Regions from separate parts of the Homo sapiens genome. Here region 2 is linked to region 1. Evidence: chromatin loops called from intact Hi-C (ENCODE). Cell type or tissue: ovary. All regions are shown on one strand. Each heading gives the region's core, and the rest is flanking DNA. Links, peaks and the distances in the headings are about the cores only. Region 1 overlaps NCOR2 (nuclear receptor corepressor 2). Region 2 overlaps NCOR2 (nuclear receptor corepressor 2).

Region 1 (9,997 bases), core at 1-8,000:
CTGACGGCCCAGCAGGAGAAGAATGGGAGGTGTCTAGGGTCAGCCAGTGACCCCGAGGGCCCAGTTGGGGCAAAGGGCAGGAGGGGTGGGAGAGCAGAGGCCACAGCAGCCTGAGGACTCCCCAAGGCTAGGAGCCGGGTGAGGGCGGTTGAGAAGAGTGGGAACCTCCACAGGACAGGACAAGAAACCAGAAGCCAGCAGCACCCCCAGGGCAGGCAGGTTCCCCTCTGGGCAGCTGCAGGTACAGCAACAAGACCAAGGAACGGCAGCAGCAAACGGACAGAGCGGGCTGGCCCTGAGCCAGGCGCCATCTTAAGAACATTCGGCATATCCCCTTTACCCCTCGTGAGAATCTAGGAGACAGGTACTCTCAGTACCCCCACTTTATGGGTGACAAAACTGAGGCTCAGAGAGGTTACGTAACTTGTCCAGTTTCCTACCCTGTGAAATATTTTCCCATTGACAAAATACAGAGCATGATAGTCCCACTCTGGGGTGATCAGGGGAATGCACACAACCATATACACTCAGGGCTTTGAACAACATTTGACCCATAGTAGGTGCTCAGTTAACAAGAGCTCTTCTTTTTGTTGGTGGTGGTGACAGATAAAGACAATGATGACAAAATATAAAATCATTTCCCACTGGGAGTCTATTCCTTAGCCCCAGGCACGCAGTAGGTGCTCAATAAATAGAGGCACGGGGGAGTGGGGGGACACAGAAGCTTGGAGCCCCGATGCTGTGGCAGCCTCCCCACTTAGGGCAATCGCACCTGAGGCCTGTGATTTAACCTCTTGGGCCTCAGTCTCCTCATCTGCGAAGTGGGATGAGAGCGTGAGCTGCTCTTTCACAGGGCCGCCCAGGAGAATGCAATGACTCTGCCCAGGGAACTGCCGTCCTAAGAGGGATCCACAACGCACCCACTGAGGACAGCTGACTCTGCAAAGCGCCCCAGGGGCCCAACCTACAGGAGGCCACTGTGTCAGGGACTCCCCCAGGCAGGGCCAGTGAGCTTATATGCAAAACCTTCTGCTCACTGATGGAAACGTCCTCCCACACAGCTTCCTTTCTGGTTCTCACAAGAGGGGACCACACCAGCCAGGCAGGACAGACACACACACACACGCACACACGCACCCCCACGGTGGCCGGCAGGGTCAGCTTCACTCCAGCTGTGACCTCCAGGCCTCACATCCCCTCACTCAGCAGCCAGGAGGTCACAAGGGGGAGGCCCACAACTCTGAAAGCCGCTTGGCAAACACCCAGAGACATGGTATACAGCAAGCACCCCATAAATGCCAAAGGAGCGAAACCAAGGCCCGTTGTCCTGGCCACACCATGCAGTGAGAGAAGAGGCAGGAAATGGGGCCCCCGCTGGGAAGTGGGGTGGGGTGGGGTGCGGCTTAGGAGACCCGACCAGGGCACACATGTGGGCAGGCAGCGAGGCCCACCTGCTCCCAGGGCAAGCCATCTGCCCTGGCCACAGGGCGGGCTCCCCAAAGACACAGCCAGCACCCTGGACCCTCATGTCAGGGAGGCAGAAACGCAACCTGTGTGGGGCCTCCTCACCTCAGAGCCTCGAGCCGCACCAAGGTGAATACACACGGAACGGGAGGACAGGAAGGAAGGGGAGCTGTGACCTATCCGGCCCCCTTGCCCCCTGGAAGCCACCCCAATCCTACCCAATACTGCGGCAGCGGGGGAGCAGAGGTGAGGCTAGGCTGCAGGAAAGTGAATACAGCAGGAGCTCCACATTCGCGTGCCAATCCCACTACCAGTCCAGAGAGGGCAGAGCCCCAGCTCAGCCTGGCCCCAGCCTCCATCTTCCCAGCTTTAAAATGGGAGCAAAGAGATTTTATCAGATATTCTGGAAAAGGCTTCAGACACCAGGGGTCTCTGTGGCGGCCTCCCCTCTGCCCTGGGAGGCTCAGAGCCACATGAGCCTGGCTCCCAGGAGAAAGGAAGGGGTGAAGACTCAGTGGAATGGAAGAAGGGTCTCAAAGGTAGCCCCAGGCGCACACATGTGCACCCCCTTACCGTGTGCGTCCGGGCGATCTGCACTGGGTAGGAAAGGCTGTGGGGCGGGTAGCGGGGCTCAGTGGCCCTCCACGTCTGTGCCACAGGCTGTGTGGATCCCGACATGGTGGTGGGGGTCGGCGGGGAGCTGCTCCCAGGCCCCAATAAGCTTTCTCTTAATCACCACCAAGGATTAAAAGCCAGTCCTCGTCATCAGCTCACGGGCCACCCCGTCACTGGCACCTGCGGGAAAACAAGAAAAGAAAAACAAGATCAGCCACGGGGCAGCTGGCTCCTCCGTGCACAGGTCCCCGAGTCGTTCCTGTGGTCCCGTGAGGACACGCGAGCACCCAGGGGCCTGCCTGGACCCTCCTCCATCCACTGCCACACTCACCTGTTCTCCGGGAGCACAAGGAGACAGGCATGGCATTCAAGGTCCCTCCGAGCCATGCAAGCCACGCAAGGGACCAGAGGCCTCCTCCCCACCCAGGCCTTCACCCGGCAGGCACAGGGACTCTGCGCTGCCCTCACCACCACCCAGATGGCTCCCAGCCCCCCTAAGCCCATCCAACTTCACTCCATGGCCCCCGGGTTTCTAAGTCACAGGGCAGAATTCCCAGAAAGCACCTGTCCCAGGAGGGGCGGCCGGCAGCAGGGACATCACACACCGCTGTCCCGGGCAGCAGGGACCAGGGCCAGCTCAGGCGGGCCACGGGCCACAGGCCACAGCATGACCTGGGCAAGGCTATGACCCTGTGCAGGAGGCTGACACCATGACATGGGACAGGACTGATATGAGGTTAGCCAGATGCAAACTAGGAGGTGGGATTAGGACATGGAGGGCTACACCAGGAAGAGCCAAGGGCAGAATGACAGCCAGTCGGGCCCTGCAGCCTAGGGATAGGTACCCCAAACGGCTCCTGGGGCAGATACTGGAGCCTTCCACGGGAGAGGATCTACTCGTGGCCACGCCAGAGGAATAACACGAAGCGGGCTAGCAGCTTTACAGATGGAAAAACAGCCCCACAGAGAAGACACGGCCCAGCAAGGGAGCCACGGGGACCCCTACTCCGAAGCTGCCTTTGCCAGGAAACCCCTAAGCACCCCCCACCCCCAACAAGGCTTCTCCCCTTCCTCCGCCAGCCACAGCTCCACGCCACCTGCTGGGCTTACAACAGGGTCCCATCCCAGACCAAGGCCCCCTCCACACTCTCCCTGAACCAGTCCCTCAGAAAAGGTGTGTCCATCAGGTCCTGCCTCATGCAAAGCCCTCTCCAGCACCCCCACAATTGCACACACCCCCCAGAGCTGAGGGAAATGCACCCTGGCACCGGGACCCAGCGCCTGGATGTGGGCCTCCAGTGGCGGAGGACTGAGGCTGCACCACACGAGGTCAGGGGTCAGGAGGGGAAACAGAGCATACCCAGCCCTGCAATTTCATCAGAACACCCCCTCCCCCAACCTGAAGAGGGTAACCGTCCTTCTCCAAGCAGGAAAGCCCTTGGAGGCCTAATGTGGAGGGGCATTGGGAGGAAGGTTAAGGTTGGGGGCCCTGACTGCCTCCCAGGCCCCACCTCATCTCTCATTAGTGTAGACTTGACCCTCCCTCCCTCCCCAGGTGCCAGGGATGGTCATGTGACCCGGTCCTGGCCAATCAGAGTCCTGCATGCTTCTGGGCCAGTGACTGTCTCAAGGATGAGCCTGTGACCCAATAGGAGTCAATGAGAATCTGCCTTGAGACTTTTGCTGCTGGAACCAGGAGAAAGGTGCTCTCTGCTGGGGATCTAAGCTGGGAATGAAAGCCTGGAGCTCTGGGGGCCACCATGCAGCAGGAGCCTGCCTGAGACCCACGCCCACCGGCAGGAAGGCAGGGCGAAAGGGCGGTAAGAGCAGGTTGTGTCCGATGGTGGCTGGAGGCAGGTCGAAGCCTGCTCACTTCATTAGGGGAGCCAGGGCACTCCTTCTGCACGTTTTGTCTTTGGCAGCCCAAGCTGGGTTTCTGTCACATGCCACCAAGAATTCGGGCTCACACAGGGAAAGAAGGAGTCACAGAGGAGGCCACCCCTTCAACTGGCTGCTGTCCATCCTTCAAACACAGAAAAGCCAAGGAATTCCGGAGCCAAGACTGACACATCTACCACCACCTCGGTCCTGCCTGCGTGGGCTTTCCCAGCCCCGAGACAGGATGTATGGCGCAATTCCCGTGAACATGGGAACACGTCCCGCTCCACCATCGCTAAGCTGCGTGGCCTTGGGCAAGTCACTTGCCCTCTCTGAACCTCCAAACACACAGTGTTCCCTAAACATCAGACATTCATGTGCCACCCCCGCGTAGGGACTTTTTTATAGAGATTACCCAGGCGACAGCCGTCTAGCCCCGGGCCTGTCACTTTCATTCAGTTAGGCATAACTTTACATACAAGAGAAGCTTATTATCAGCATAGGTATACAGAAACCCAGTACTATGTGGAATAAATAGGAAGGCATCGGAATCACAAACGCACTCCCACACACATGAAGACGTCTGTGCATATTCCGACTGCCTAAGTCCTCCTGCAAGGACCCCAGGAAAGGCCGGGTGGCGGACAGCAGGCACTCAGCAGCTCCCAGCACACAGTAAATGCTCAGCAAACCAGAATGCCTAATACTGCTGTCACCAGGACTGTCAATGATGCAGCTGCAGCCCAGTCACCAGTGACGCTATGATGGGGAGGCAAGGCACAGCTAGCCCTGCCCGGCCCCAAGAGCAATGAGACATCCGTTCTGCAGCCAGAAACAAGAGTCTGGCCCTGGGAGAGAGAACAGCTGTGGCCACCAGGACCCAGCCCTGTTCTAAAATTCTTCCTGCTAGAGCTCGGCTCAAAGTCTGCAGACCCTGGTCATCTCATGCAGCAAAGCAAATTCTATTCCCTTCTCTCTAGGTGCTAAACAGTTCCCGGTCTCTCGGAGGAGATAAGGCCGTCACTTCTGCAGGGTGCTGTTCCCGAGGTCTGCCCCTCTTTCAAGGGCACCACGGGCAACTTCCAAATTGCTATTGGATTTTGAGTTGCACAAGGTGGCCGAGAGGTCTCATTTACCCACAGCTTTTCTTTCCTCCTTTGCCCAGTGAGATGCTGCCTGGGGGTGACAGGCCCCTGGCACACGCTTACCATGGTGCACACGGGCACCAGAGACCAGGGAGGGTGACACCGTCCTAAAGTGCCCCGCAGCTGGCTGGCTGGCTTTCCACTGCCTGGGATTTACACAGTGCCCACCCCGGAGCATGGGGCTGGAACCTCGGCCCCTCACCTACCAAGGGGTTCCCCCACCAGCCCCCCACCCAGCGCCTCACATGCCGGTGGGGCCTGAACAGGGAACAACTCCAGTAACCTCGTGCCACCCTCACTCACCACGAGCTTAGGAAACCCAGTTTCCAACCCCTCCCGACCTGAGCCACGTTTCCTGCCAACTCGAAAAAAAACAAATGTTAGGGAAACGGTTTGGCGGTTCCTCAAAAATTTAAACATAGAATAACCATATGACCCACCAATTCCATTCCCAGGCATCCACCCAAAAGAACTGGAAACAGGGACTCAAACAAAACACGGTATGCATGTTCATGGCAACAGAATTTACAGCAGCCAAAAGGCAGACCCAGCAAAAATTCCAGTCCATCCCTACGATGGAGTATTACTCAGCCATAAAGAGGAACGAAGGACGGCTGTGTCCTACACCACACATAACCAGAAAATGTCATGCTGAACCAAAGAGGCCAGACACAAAAGGCCACGAACTGCCTGACTCCACGGATATGAAATGTCCAGAACAGGCACATCCACGAGGCAGAAAGGAGACTGGTGGCTACCAGGAGGGCAGGGTGAGGCAGGAATGAGGCCTGCTAATGGTTACAGGGTTTTACAGGGCAGTGATGCAAAGGTTTTGAAACTTGATAGAGGAGGCGGGTGTGCAGCACTGCGAATAGGGAAAAAAATAAGCTTTGACTTTTCATCAGCAGGTTTGGAAGTGAATGCCAAAAAAAATGATGACATCATTTCCTCAAAGATGGGGGCAGGAGAGGACGAGGGAGCCCCTCCAGGGTCTCCAGGATCTGGTCCTGGCCAAAGGAGGTTCTGAGGATGGATCCGGGCTGGAGGGGGAATTCAGACACAAACGCCCCATGTCGCCGCTGCGTCTGGCTGCGGTGGGGTCAGAAAGGGTGGGCGGCATTCATTTATTTACATACACACTGTGGTCCCTGCTGAGCCCCGGGCTAGTGCTGGGGACTTCTTGTGAACCCAGCGGGGTCCAGGCCCTGGAGGGTCTCAGGCCAGGGGCTCTGCCCAGCCCTGGGGAGAGCCAGGAGATACGAGGAAGAAGAACTTCCAGAGGGTGAAGGCGAGGGGATGGAGAGTGCTCCAGCTGGAGGCGCCGCTGAGCAAGAGCAGGGAGGTGAGCGCCAGCTGGTGGGGGGTGAGCGCAGGCTTGGGGGTGAGCCCCCGCCAGGCGGTGAGCACAGGCCCAGGGGTGAGCGAGGGCCTGGGGGTGAGCACAGGTGCCGTTTATGTTTGAGAAATTCATTGAGTGAATATGGGGGGAAGTGGGGACAGAGTCATTCAGGGCCCCATGGGCCCGGGTAAGGATGGATTTTGTTCTCAGGGCAGTGGGGAGCCACAGAAGGTGGTTGCGGGGGAGAGTAAAGGGTCAGTGTTTTACGAGCAGGCACTGGGGACAGCAAGAGTGGATCAGGGAGACCTGGGGAGGCTCCTGCAAATGTCCAAGAGAGGGGACACTGGGGGATCAGGGCAACAGCGACAGAGAAGGGGAAATGGGCAGGTGGATGAAAGTCAGGAGGGAGGCTGACTCTGCAGGCCGAGGAAACAGCTCGCTGCAGGAGTCCCGCTGCACAGGCCCGCTGCGAGGACCCTGTGCCTGTGGCATACCGAGAGGTGCCTGGGGAACAGCAGGTGCTCAGCCATGCAGAGTCAGGAGGGTCAGGCCTCCGAGGAGAACAAGACGGTGCCTGGGTGAGGTCAAGGGACTTGTAGATCTCAGGTGGCCGGGATACCCAACGGGGACACCAAGGGCCCAAGCAGGCCTCTGCACATCCAAGCCACCAACCACAGCCCCAGGGCCCCTGCTGGCCCCTGAACCAGCTGGAGGAGGGCTGCAGATCCCACGCAGGCAGGTGGAGGGGCTCCCCATGCACGGCTGCAGGGGTCTGTCCCTGGGCCATGCCTGCCAGGAGGTAGCAAACACACAAGTGCCCCCCGCCCCCACTGCACTCTGCCAGGCAGCAGCAGAAGCCAAGTGGGCCACATTCCCTGTTCCCGGCCACTGCGGGCTTTGGTAAGGTTTCCAAATCCACAGCGGAAAGCTCAGGCCGTGAGCTCTGACTGGCTGTCCGCCTTGCCTCCTGCTGGACCCAGAGCCCCTTCTGGTGCCTGGCACACAGTAGGTGCACACTGAATGACTCTGCCCAGCGGAGGTGCATGCCAGCAACGCAGTGATGCCAGAAACCACCACACCTGTGTCCTCTTCCCACCTGGCCGGGCAGAGGCGCCTTTCCGGGAGGCCCTGGAAGCTTCCATGGGGCCTCCCACCCCTGCATTCCTCTCCAGCTCCGGCAGGATGAGGCCACACCGAGACACATTCCATAGATTTTCTGTGTCTTGAGCGGCCTGGTTCAGACCTGGGGAGGGTGGAATTACAGCCTCAGGGTGAGGGGCAGGCGGGGGCTGGTGGAGGTGTGGGAGCTACAGGATGTGCCCGGAGCGCTCAGCCGCGGGCTGTGGGGAGGATGAAAGGCACGCGGGGCTCTGCGCCGCACGTGCCTGAAATGTTCTGGGAACTAATGGGTGCTGACATTGGAAGAACCTGTGGCAGGTGGGGGAGCCTCGGGATTAAAAACCAACCTGCCAGGCAGAGAGCGCCCACGGCACGAGCGCGCGCGCACGCGCGCACACACACACACACACACACACACACACACACACACACACACACTCGACAGAACCCTCTGATACTCTGAGAAGCCCAAGGCACAAAGCCCCCCTGGGGTGGGCGGAACCACGGCGGGAACACAGGCCGTGCCTCCACTGTCCCAGCCTGGCCCTGCGAAGACAGGCAGGCCCCAGGAGCCCTGCAGCTCAGCCACATACGGCCTCCCTCACCGCTCAGTAGGTATTTGTTCCACTCACTGTGGAATAAGCACCTATTGTGTGACAGCCACCGAGAGGCACGGCACCTGGCACACACGAGGCGTATTAGCGCCCTCGGCTGCCCCACCACAGACTGCATGGCTTCAAGCAACAGAAATGGATTGTCTCACTGTTCTGGAGGCCTCGAGTCCATATCCAGCTGTCATCAGGGCCCCACGGCCTCTGGGGGCTCTGGGGGAGGCCCTTCCTACTTCCTCACTCCTCCAGCTCTGGTGGCCCCGGCAACCCCCGGTGTTCCCTGGCTTGTAGATGCATCGTGCCATCCTCTGCCTCTATCTCCACGCAGCCTTTCCACTGCATCTCCTGTCTCTGTGTCTCCCCTTCTTCTAAGGGCACCCGTCATATTGGATTTGGGGCCCTCCCCTATCCGGTTGTGACCTCATCTTAACTAATGTGATCTGCAAAAACCCTTTCCAAACAAGGCCGCACTCCCAGGTTCCACGCAGACGTACCTTAAGGGAGAACACTACCTACTTCAGGAGGTGCTCCAGAAATACTTGTTTTGTTCACTGCTGTATCCCCAGAGCCCAGCACACAGTAGGCATCTAATAAATATTTACTAAACAAAACCACTGCAGCCAGTCTGGCCCGAGGAGAAGCCGGCCCGGGGGGAACTCTGGGACAGCAGTTCTGGGATGTGCGCACAAGACGCTGCGGAGCGCCAGCTCCACGGGTCGAGCTGTTGACACCTTGGGTGTTTACTTTCTGGCGTGCAGTAAAAACTGGGGAACTGGCCAAGTATCTGATGGCCACCTTCAGCAGGACTCCTGGCGCAGAACGGATGCTCAGGAATCCAGCTCTGGAGTGAGTCCTGAGATGCGGAAAGCCGGTGGGACGTGGCAAGGGTGCACCTCGCCCAGCCCAGTCCAGAGGGGCCCCCACAGCCAATGAGGAAGGGGGTGAAGAGAGAGCTCCTGCTGCCCGGCCTGGTGGCTCACTCTGTCTACCACGATTTGTTAAGCACCTACTGTGTGAAAGGTGCTGGGGATACAGCAGTGAATTACTGATCCCAAATCCCCCACCTCGTGAAGCTGCCATTCCAGCAGGTGAGACGGGAGTAAGAGGATGGCAGAAGGTGTTAGCACGATGGAGAAAAACAGAACCAGGAGGCGGCAGGCAGGGAATGGGGGTACATTTTGAAAGTGGGCAGTCAGGGGTGCGTCACCAGAGGTGCCTTTTATGCAAAGGCGCCGGGGAGAGGAGGGAGTCTACACAGCAGGCACAGCAGGTGCAAAGGCCCAGAGGCAGGACCGAGCCTGGTGTGTGAGGACAGCAGGGAGGCCTGGATGGGGAGAGTGGGGTGAGCGAAGGCATGTGAGGTCACTCTTTCTGGCTATAGCCAGAAAGCTGGGGTGTTCACTGCAAGGGAGCTAGGAAGGACACAGCTGGTGCACTTTAAACAAGGCTGACGTGCGGTCTCCTGTGGCAAGTCTGCCTCTGGCGTCTCTGTGTTCAAAGGACACTGTAGCTGCCCCTGTGTCGAGGAGCACTGGGCACAGGTGTCTGAGTGTGGGGCACAGGTAAAAGGGCCCCTGTAACCCTGAATGATGACAGCCACGATTGTCAGGGCCCTAGAGAAACGGGCCTCCACCCATGCACAGCGGCAGGCCTGCAGGAATGAGGCCAGACTCCTTGGCCCTCACTTGGCAGAAAGGTCATTCCACTCCCTAAGGAAGAGCCAGGTACCCAACCCCAGCCTGTCGTTGGCTCTGCCGGAGGGGCTGAGGGTCAAATACTAAGAGCTCAATCCCGGGTGCCACCCACAAGGGTGCGGTCTGCCCTCC
Region 2 (8,000 bases), core at 1-8,000, 55 kb before region 1:
ATGGACTTCAGGAAACCCCCGGGCGGGGGCGGTCTCAGACTTCAGGGCAGGGCCCATGGGGTCTCAACCAAGCAGGTTACACACACCACTGCAGGCTCCAAGAGAAGGAGGCACGTCCTGGGAGACGGGAGTTTCAGAGAGAGAGAGGGAGACAGAGACCCAGAAAGAGAGGGAGACAGAGACCCAGAGAGACAGGGAAACAGAGAACCAGAGAGAGAGAGAGAGACAGAGACCCAGAGAGACAGAGAGAGAGAGAGAGAGAGAGAGAGAGAGACGGAGACCCAGAGAGAGGGAGACAGAGACCCAGAGACAGAGGGAGACAGAGACCCAGAGACAGAGGAAGACAGAGACCCAGAGAGAGGGAGACAGAGACCCAGAGAGAGAGAGACGGAGACCCAGAGACAGAGGGAGAGAGAGACCCAGAGACAGAGGGAGACAGAGACCCAGAGAGAGAGAGATGGAGACCCTGAGACAGAGGGAGACAGAGACCCAGAGAGAGAGAGATGGAGACCCTGAGACAGAGGGAGACAGAGACCCAGAGAGAGAAACAGAGACCCAGAGACAGAGGGAGAGACAGAGACCCAGAGACAGAGACCCAGAGACAGAGGGAGACAGAAACCCAGAGAGAGGGAAACAGAGACCCAGAGAGAGAGAGACGGAGACCCAGAGACAGAGGGAGACAGAGACCCAGAGACAGAGGGAGACAGAGACCCAGAGAGAGAGAGATGGAGACCCTGAGACAGAGGGAGAGAGAGACCCAGAGAGAGAGAGACAGAGACCCAGAGACAGAGGGAGAGACAGAGACCCAGAGAGAGAGGGAGACAGAGACCCGGAGACAGAGGGAGACAGAGACCCAGAGACAGAGGGAGACAGAGACCCAGAGAGAGAGAGAGAGAGACAGAGACCCAGAGAGGGAAACAGGGACCCAGAGAGAGGGAGACAGAGACCCAGAGAAAGAGGGAAACAGAGACCCAGAGAGAGAGAGACGGAGACAGAGACCCAGAGAGGGAAACAGGGACCCAGAGAGAGGGAGACAGACAGGGAGACAGAGGTGAGAAAGAGACAGAGACTGGGAGAAGGGGAGACACAGAGACGGAGATAGATAGACAGATGAGATCCAAGAAAGGACAGAGACCTGGAGATGGACAGGAGATGAGACTGAGAGGTGAGACTGGAGTGAGAGAGATGAGAAAGAGAGGATCAGAGAGAGAGAGAGAGGCAGTCACAGAGAGACAAGATCCAAAGGAAGGGGACAGAGACTCAGAGGAAGATGAAACTAGGAGAGGGAAAGAGAGAGAAGTGGGGAGAGGGAAAGAGACAAGACCCGAAGAAAGGGGACAGGGACCCTGAGACAGGCAAAGGGAGGGAGCCCTGGAGAGTAGAGGCGGGAGGTTCTGGAGCCCACGCCATGAGGGCTGGAAGACACCCCCACCCACTGCTGCACCGAGACCCCAGGACCGTCCTCTTCTCTTCCCAGGCCCCTCCCCACGGTCTCCAACACACAAAGCAGGGTGCTGCAGCTGGCCTCCCAGGGCCTGGGGGGCCACAGCGACCTCAGGAGCCTGCTGTGCACCTTAACTTGCTGTCTGTCCCCAATCCGCGGCATTCAGTGGCACCCGCTTTTCTGGGGAGGGGATCCCCAACTTTTTCATATTCTCAGCAGTGTCCAAACCCCCTCAAAAGTTCCAAAGCTACTGACTGGGAGCCACGCTATGTCCAGCCCCCGGGACCCCAGCCCCATTGGAAACAGGAAAAGGAGGGAACCCCAGGCTCTGACGGACGAGTGAAGCCTCATGGGGCTCAAGGGCCTGGAATCCACCTCAGTCCCCGGGTCATTCTGGTGGTGACTTGGCCAGGGCCTCCCCACCTTCCATCAGTCTGGCCGCCGCCCCCCGGCCAGGGTGGGCCATGGGGGTCCTCAGTCCCACAGGCTAGGACCAGCACCCTTCATCTCATAACAGGGTGTCTCTGAGCACACCTCAGAAGCCCTCAGTTTCCTCATCTGAAATCTATGGCATCGCAGCCTCATCTTCTGTTATTCAATAACTGTTTACTGAGCATCTACTATGTGCCAGGCACTGTTCCAGGTGCTGGGGACACAGCAGGGAGCAAGACACAGTTGAGGGCTCTCACAGAGGTGACACTGACAATAAGCAAGATGACCAAGATAATCCTGGATTTGGGAACTTAAATGGAATGGTGGGCTAGTGGGTGCTGGGGGACGGGGTGTGAGGGGCTATTTTAGATTCCGTGGTGCAGAAAGATCTCCCAGAGAGGATGGCCTTGAGCTGGGATCTACGTCATCAGAAGGACCCGGCTCTGGGAAGATCCAGAAGGAAGGGAACTCCAGCTGGAGGGCACCGCAGGAGACAGGAACAAACTCTGTGTATCGGAAGCACAGACAGAGGAAGGCCCTGTGGCTGGACAGTGCTGGGGAGGGGCAGAGAGGACGGAGGAGGGGCTGTGAGCAAGACTGGCAGGGCCAGTCCTGCAGGGTCCTGTGAGTTTCGACATGGCAAAGGGTTTGGTCTTTTATGCAAAAGACAGCTGTGAAGGCCTAGAAGCAGTGAAGGCCCAGGCGCCATGAGCACAGCAGCACCCATATCTCAGCAAAGACCATCCTCCAATCCCAGAAACCGCGCTGCCCGGGCCATGGCTGATTCCAGCGCTCGGCCAGGAAGTATGCAAGAAGAGCCCAGAGTGACTTTAAGTCAAGAATTGCCAAAAACAAAAGAAAACAAAAGTCAAAAGGACACAGAACCCAGCCTGAAGGTTTCCGGCTGCCAGAGCTGGAACAATGTGAGTGACAACAGAAATAACCCTGGGACTAGATTAGCGTCCCAGGAATAAAACAAATCCCCACGAGTCCATGTGATTACAAACAAATGATTCAATACATCAATACATGGAGGAGAAGGGACAGATCTTTCTTCTAGAGTTCCAATGAATAAATGTCCAAGAGAGGAGGGAAACAGAAAATCGTCATTAGAACGCAGTAATAACCCAACCACCGCTGGCAAGATCCGGGGATGAATGCTAAATTGGTTGGCAAAATTTTAAGGAGCAACAGGAAATTTGCACAGTCTCAAAGAATCTCCCCGCAAGTATGTATGAATCATGGCGGTGGCTCCACAAATCTATATTCCTCCCTCCAGGAGGCGGAGCTTAACTCCCCTGCCCTGGAAGATGGGTGGGACTTGGTGACTCCCTAGTAAAGAACAGAGCAAAGGAGGGATAACTCTAAGGCGACAGCGGAGACCTAGGGCAGAGCCCCCTATCATGTGGGCATCACGCAGCCCCCTTACCTCTCTCTGGTCTTCCCCAAAACCCACCATCCCAGTCTTACCAGGAGGAAACACCTGTCAAAGAAAGCCATGACCAGTGATCTTCAAAAGTGCTGGGGTGGTGAAAAACAAGGCAAGGCTGAGAAGCCGTCACGGGCTGGAGACTAAAGAGACACGAGCACAAATGTCACGTGAGAACCTGAATCAGATCCTGGACCAGAAAACAGACGTTGGCGGAGAGACGGGTGAAAATGCAAAGACAGCTGGTAGTTTAGCAGAGGGTCATGTGCCACTATTTCTTTCTTAGTATTTTGTTTTGTTTTGTTTTGATTTTTGTTTTTAGAGACAGGGTCTTACTCTGTCTCCCAGGCGGGAGTGCAGTGGCTCGATCATGGCTCACTGCATCCTTGAACTCCTGGGCTCAAGCAATCCTCCTGCCTCAGCCTCCTGAGTAGCTGGAACTACAGGTACATGCCACCATACTTGGCTAATTTATTTTTTGGTAGAGATGAGGTCTTGCTTTGTTGCCCAGCTCGTCTCCAACTCCTAGCCTCAAGTGATCCTCCCACCTTGGCCTCCCAAAGTGCTGGGATGACAGGCGTGGGCCACCATGGCAGGCCCTAGTTGTGGTAAGTGTTTCTCTGCTGTTATATAAGCTGTCCACATGAGGGGTGCCAGGTGACGTGTGTGGGGGAACTCTGTGGAGCGTATTTGCAACTCTTCTGTTGCACAACGTACAATCTAGTTACTTCAAAATAAATAGTTCCACCTTCTCACAAAAGAAGAGAGATAGAATCCACTTTGAAACACCGTGGTGAAGACCATACAAAATTGACTTTGGGGTTTGCAGGTGGTACACTGCCTAGTACAGGTGGGAATGTCACCCCCAACCCCAACTACAAAAAAACTGATATGTGTAAAGTCCTAAGCCCCAGCACCTCAAAACATGACCTCATTTGGAAACAGAGTCTTTAGAGCGAGAAGCAAGTTAGAATGAGGTTACTGGGGTGGGCCCTAATCCAATGACTTATGAAAAGGGGAAATTTGGACAAAAAGACAGACACACACGGAGGGGAGATGACGCGAACAGACACGGGAAGAACACCACACGAATACAAAAGACGGGAGTGACGCATCTCCCAGCCAAGGAACGCCAAGGAGGCCGGCAGCCGCCAGGAGCTGGAACCGGCAAGGAAGCAGCCTCCCCCAGAGCCTTCTAGAGAATGTGGTCCTGCAGCACCTTGATTTCCAACTGCTGGCCTCCAGTACTGTGAGAGAAGAAAGTTCCTGCCATTTTCAGCTGCCCGGTTCACGGCCGAGTGTTAAGGCAGCGCTGAGAAGCTAGTCCGGCGTGTGATCTTCCACAAACCGCGGTGCTGTCACTGCAGCTGGAAAACGACTCGGTGAGCATGAGGCCTCGGGGTGGTGGTGATGTGCATGCAGCCGTCTGTTTGCCACCGATGGGCAGCAACTGAGGGTGTGAATCCACCCTGGCTGATCCAGGTTTCCTCCCAAAGCAAGGACACTGCCTGCCACCCAGAGACATCCACGTACCACGCAAGAGGACACGTCAAGTCTGCAAACACATGTCAAGTCCGCAGGGTGCAAACTGCACAGTGCACAGGCCAGAGACAGCCTCTGAGGGTGTTGTGTTGGGCTGTGGTGCTTTATTTATTTATTTTTTATTTTTTATTTTTTTGAGATGGAGTCTCTTGCTCTGTCACCTAGGCTGGAGTGCAGTGGCGCAATCTCGGCTCACTGCAACCTCTGCCTCCCGGGTTCAAGTGATTGTCCTGCCTCAGCCTCCCAAGTAACTGGGGCTATAGGCACGTGCCACTACGCCCAGCTAATTTTCGTATTTTTAGTAGAGACGGGGTTTCACTATATTGGCCAGGCTGATCTCAAACTCCTGACCTCATGATCTGCCTGCCTCAGCCTCCCAAAGTGCTGGGATTACAGGTGTGAGCCACCGCACCCGGCTGGTGCTTTCTAAAATCCTAAATTCATTGCCAGCACTGAAAACCAGAGGCTGTTACACAAAAAGCCAAACCTAAAGCTTCTCTTGAAAACATCAGGCCATCGGGCCACACCCCTTCATGGCCACAGGCTGGGAAACTGAGGCTTGGCTGCTCCTTTCAAAGGTCGCCCAGCTCCCCGTTCCTCAGCCCCTACTACTCCCTATTGCCTCACACCAGCCCTCCTCACTCAAACCTTCCTTCCCGCTCCTGGAGGCAGCCACCTGGGGGACTCCTGGTTTATGATGCCCACGTGTTCAACATTCCTCTGGCAAACGTTTTTTTAAGTGTTTATTTTGTTCCAAGCAGTGTTTAGGCAATGAAGATGCAAATAGCTTACTGCAGACAAATCTTTTCTGCTGAGCTTCTGTCCGGCAAGCATAAGGACCACAGTCTGTAGGAGGGCTCTGGAGGCATGGGGTAAGCAGCATGTGATGAGTTTGCTGGTAGAGGCACTCATGGGGTGCAAAGAAGTCAGGGTTTAAAAACACACACCCTATAAGGAAACCTAGTCTTGCCATCTGCCAGGGCACTGGAGAGGAGAAGCAGGACATAGGAGGGCAGGATAAGGAGGCAGGAATTATGAGAGTATTCCAGGGGAGTCCGGTTGGACCCTAGCTGGGACTGGTCCTGGGGTTTATGGGGTACTGGAAAAGGAAAGCTTGGGGGCAATCAGGGGAGGCTTCCTGGAGGAAGGGAGGTTTGAGCTGAGGCCTGAGAGAAGCAGAGGAATGCGGTGGGAAGAAGAAAATGAGCAGAGCCCTGGGTTCTAGGGAGGGAGGCAGCAATAGTGAATCTGGAGAGGGCAGAAGGGGTGCTCAGGGAGAGCCTGACCCCGGCTGCAGGGGAGAGGAAGAGGGAGGCAGATATGCAGGGCCCGGATACCTTGGGAAGAGACTGCGGGTTGGGGTGATGGTCTGAACCTCCTGATCACTGAGCGCCAACCAAAAGCTGTGACAGTGCCAAACAATGTGATGTGACTTGTCTAAGGTCACCCAGGTAGGGAGGGGCAGGGCCTGGAGTAGAGACCCAGGAGAGGAAGTTGGCTGGATGTGCAGTTAGGACTGGTCTAGGAATTTGTCTGTGTGACCCTGGGGGAGTCATCTGATGTCTCTGAACAAGACCAGAGAGACCTGCTAAGAGTAACCTGGGTTCTGACTGATCCCCCTTTCCGCCTGCACAGCCCCGGGTCTGACAGTTCCCATCAGCCGACCCCCAAATGAGGCAGCAGGAGGGAAGAAATCAGGCTGCGAAAAGAGAAAAACGAGCAACGGAAGAAACCGGCTTCCAGGCCTGAGGGGGCCGGTGAACCAGGGCAACCCCCGGGCAGGCAGAGGCAGAATGTGCCTGAGCGCCATCTGCCGCTCATCCCCAGGTCCCACGCACTTTCACCACATCCCACGCGGGCTCCATAGACTCCCGGGAATTCCTGGAGCATCCTGCCCAGGGTGGGGCCCATCCCTCGATGGAGCCCCCATCTCCTGCCCCTCTGCGGCTGCCCCGGCCCCGCCCCGGTGGTCTGAGCGCTCCCTCCTGCAGCAGGGGACACCAGCAGCGCCCGAAGCAGGTGGCGGTGGGAGGGCGGCGGAGGCGGCTACGGGCGACTCCAACGCGTCCGAAATCGTCTGTGCGGCAGGAAGTCAAGCGTGAAATTAACTTTCACTCCGCGGCCCCAGCATGCAGACGCAGAGAAATTAAAGTGACGGGGCAAGGTCTCTGGGGAGGGAACGACCTCCCACCTAGAAGCAATGACAGCAGCGGGGGCGAGGAGGCCGTGAGCGCCAGGGAGGCTGCTCCAGGGGAAGCTGGGAGCCCCACCTGACCCCGGCTGGATCATCTCATTGTCCCATGGCGGCAGTCACTTATCACAATGTATTTATTCTTATCAGCCTCCCCTACTAGAATGTCAGGCCTCATTCACTCCTATCTCCTAGAGGCCCAGAACAGTGCCTGGCGTGTAGTAGATGCTCAGTAAATATTTGTCGAATGAATGAGTCTGGGTCTCTGTAGACAAAAGAAAGAAGAACCAAAAACCCAGTAGTATGTGCTGTACGTGCTGAGCACTGACCTTAGTGAGCACGTCTGAAACTGAGCCCTAGAGGGCAAGTGACTTCCCACAGGGACACACAGCTAGTCAAACAGCCAGGACGAGCTGCGGTCCCACTTGAGGTCCCTGTGTCCAGCCACATGGTGGGACGGGGCCTGCACGGGGCCTCCCTTCCCATGTCCCAGCACTGGACACGAGACAGTTTCTGCAGTCTAGCATGAGCGGTCACAAAACATCAGAGCCTGCAAGGAGTGCAGGGTGCAGAGGCTGCCAAGGGCAGCTTCCTGGGCACTGCAGATTTCCTGAACATTATGCACCCTCAGCTTGCAAACCTCCCAGTGACAGGGTGCTCACTACCTACCTCGGCAGCTCCTGCAGGGGCCTTCCCATGGTATTCTCACCCCTACCCCCAGGTCCTTCCTCCCTGCAGCCACCAAAGTGAACTTTTAAAACAAAAGTCTGATCACATTGCTTCCTGGGATAAACTTCATCACTATTATAAACTTCATCATTATTATCCCAACAGATAATAAAACCGGAACTCCTTACCAGCCCCCCGTGACCTGGCCTGTGCCCTCCTCTCCCTTGCCTACCTCCTTGGGCCATGCCAGCCTTCTCTGTGACCCCTGCCAGCTCAGGAAGGCCTTTGCACCT

The links. Peaks named below come from ENCODE experiments on the same cell type or tissue, not always from the same donor. Only the 100,000 strongest peaks of a DNase experiment are listed, where the experiment ranks them.
Region 2: it touches region 1 in a loop (2.3-fold over the local background); 19 of 110 quality-filtered maps call a loop at or near these places.

What each region holds. Positions count from the first base shown.
Region 1 is chr12:124,493,110-124,503,106 of GRCh38, forward strand. NCOR2 (nuclear receptor corepressor 2) reads right to left here. Exons shown (of 49, transcript NM_006312.6): 3 at 2,038-2,259. The coding sequence starts at 2,142. Among named protein-coding and RNA genes, the nearest start is that of NCOR2, 70 kb to the right of the region's middle. RefSeq lists enhancers at 1,881-2,840, 2,841-3,799, 3,454-3,583. In ovary, for the core only: no CTCF peak of the experiment used is centred there; no DNase peak of the experiment used is centred there; H3K27ac peaks cover 2,536 bases.
Region 2 is chr12:124,438,536-124,446,535 of GRCh38, forward strand. All of the region lies in intron 9 of NCOR2 (nuclear receptor corepressor 2), which reads right to left. Among named protein-coding and RNA genes, the nearest start is that of MIR6880, 110 kb to the left of the region's middle. RefSeq lists enhancers at 1-51, 926-1,645, 1,646-2,366. In ovary, for the core only: no CTCF peak of the experiment used is centred there; no DNase peak of the experiment used is centred there; H3K27ac peaks cover 1,810 bases.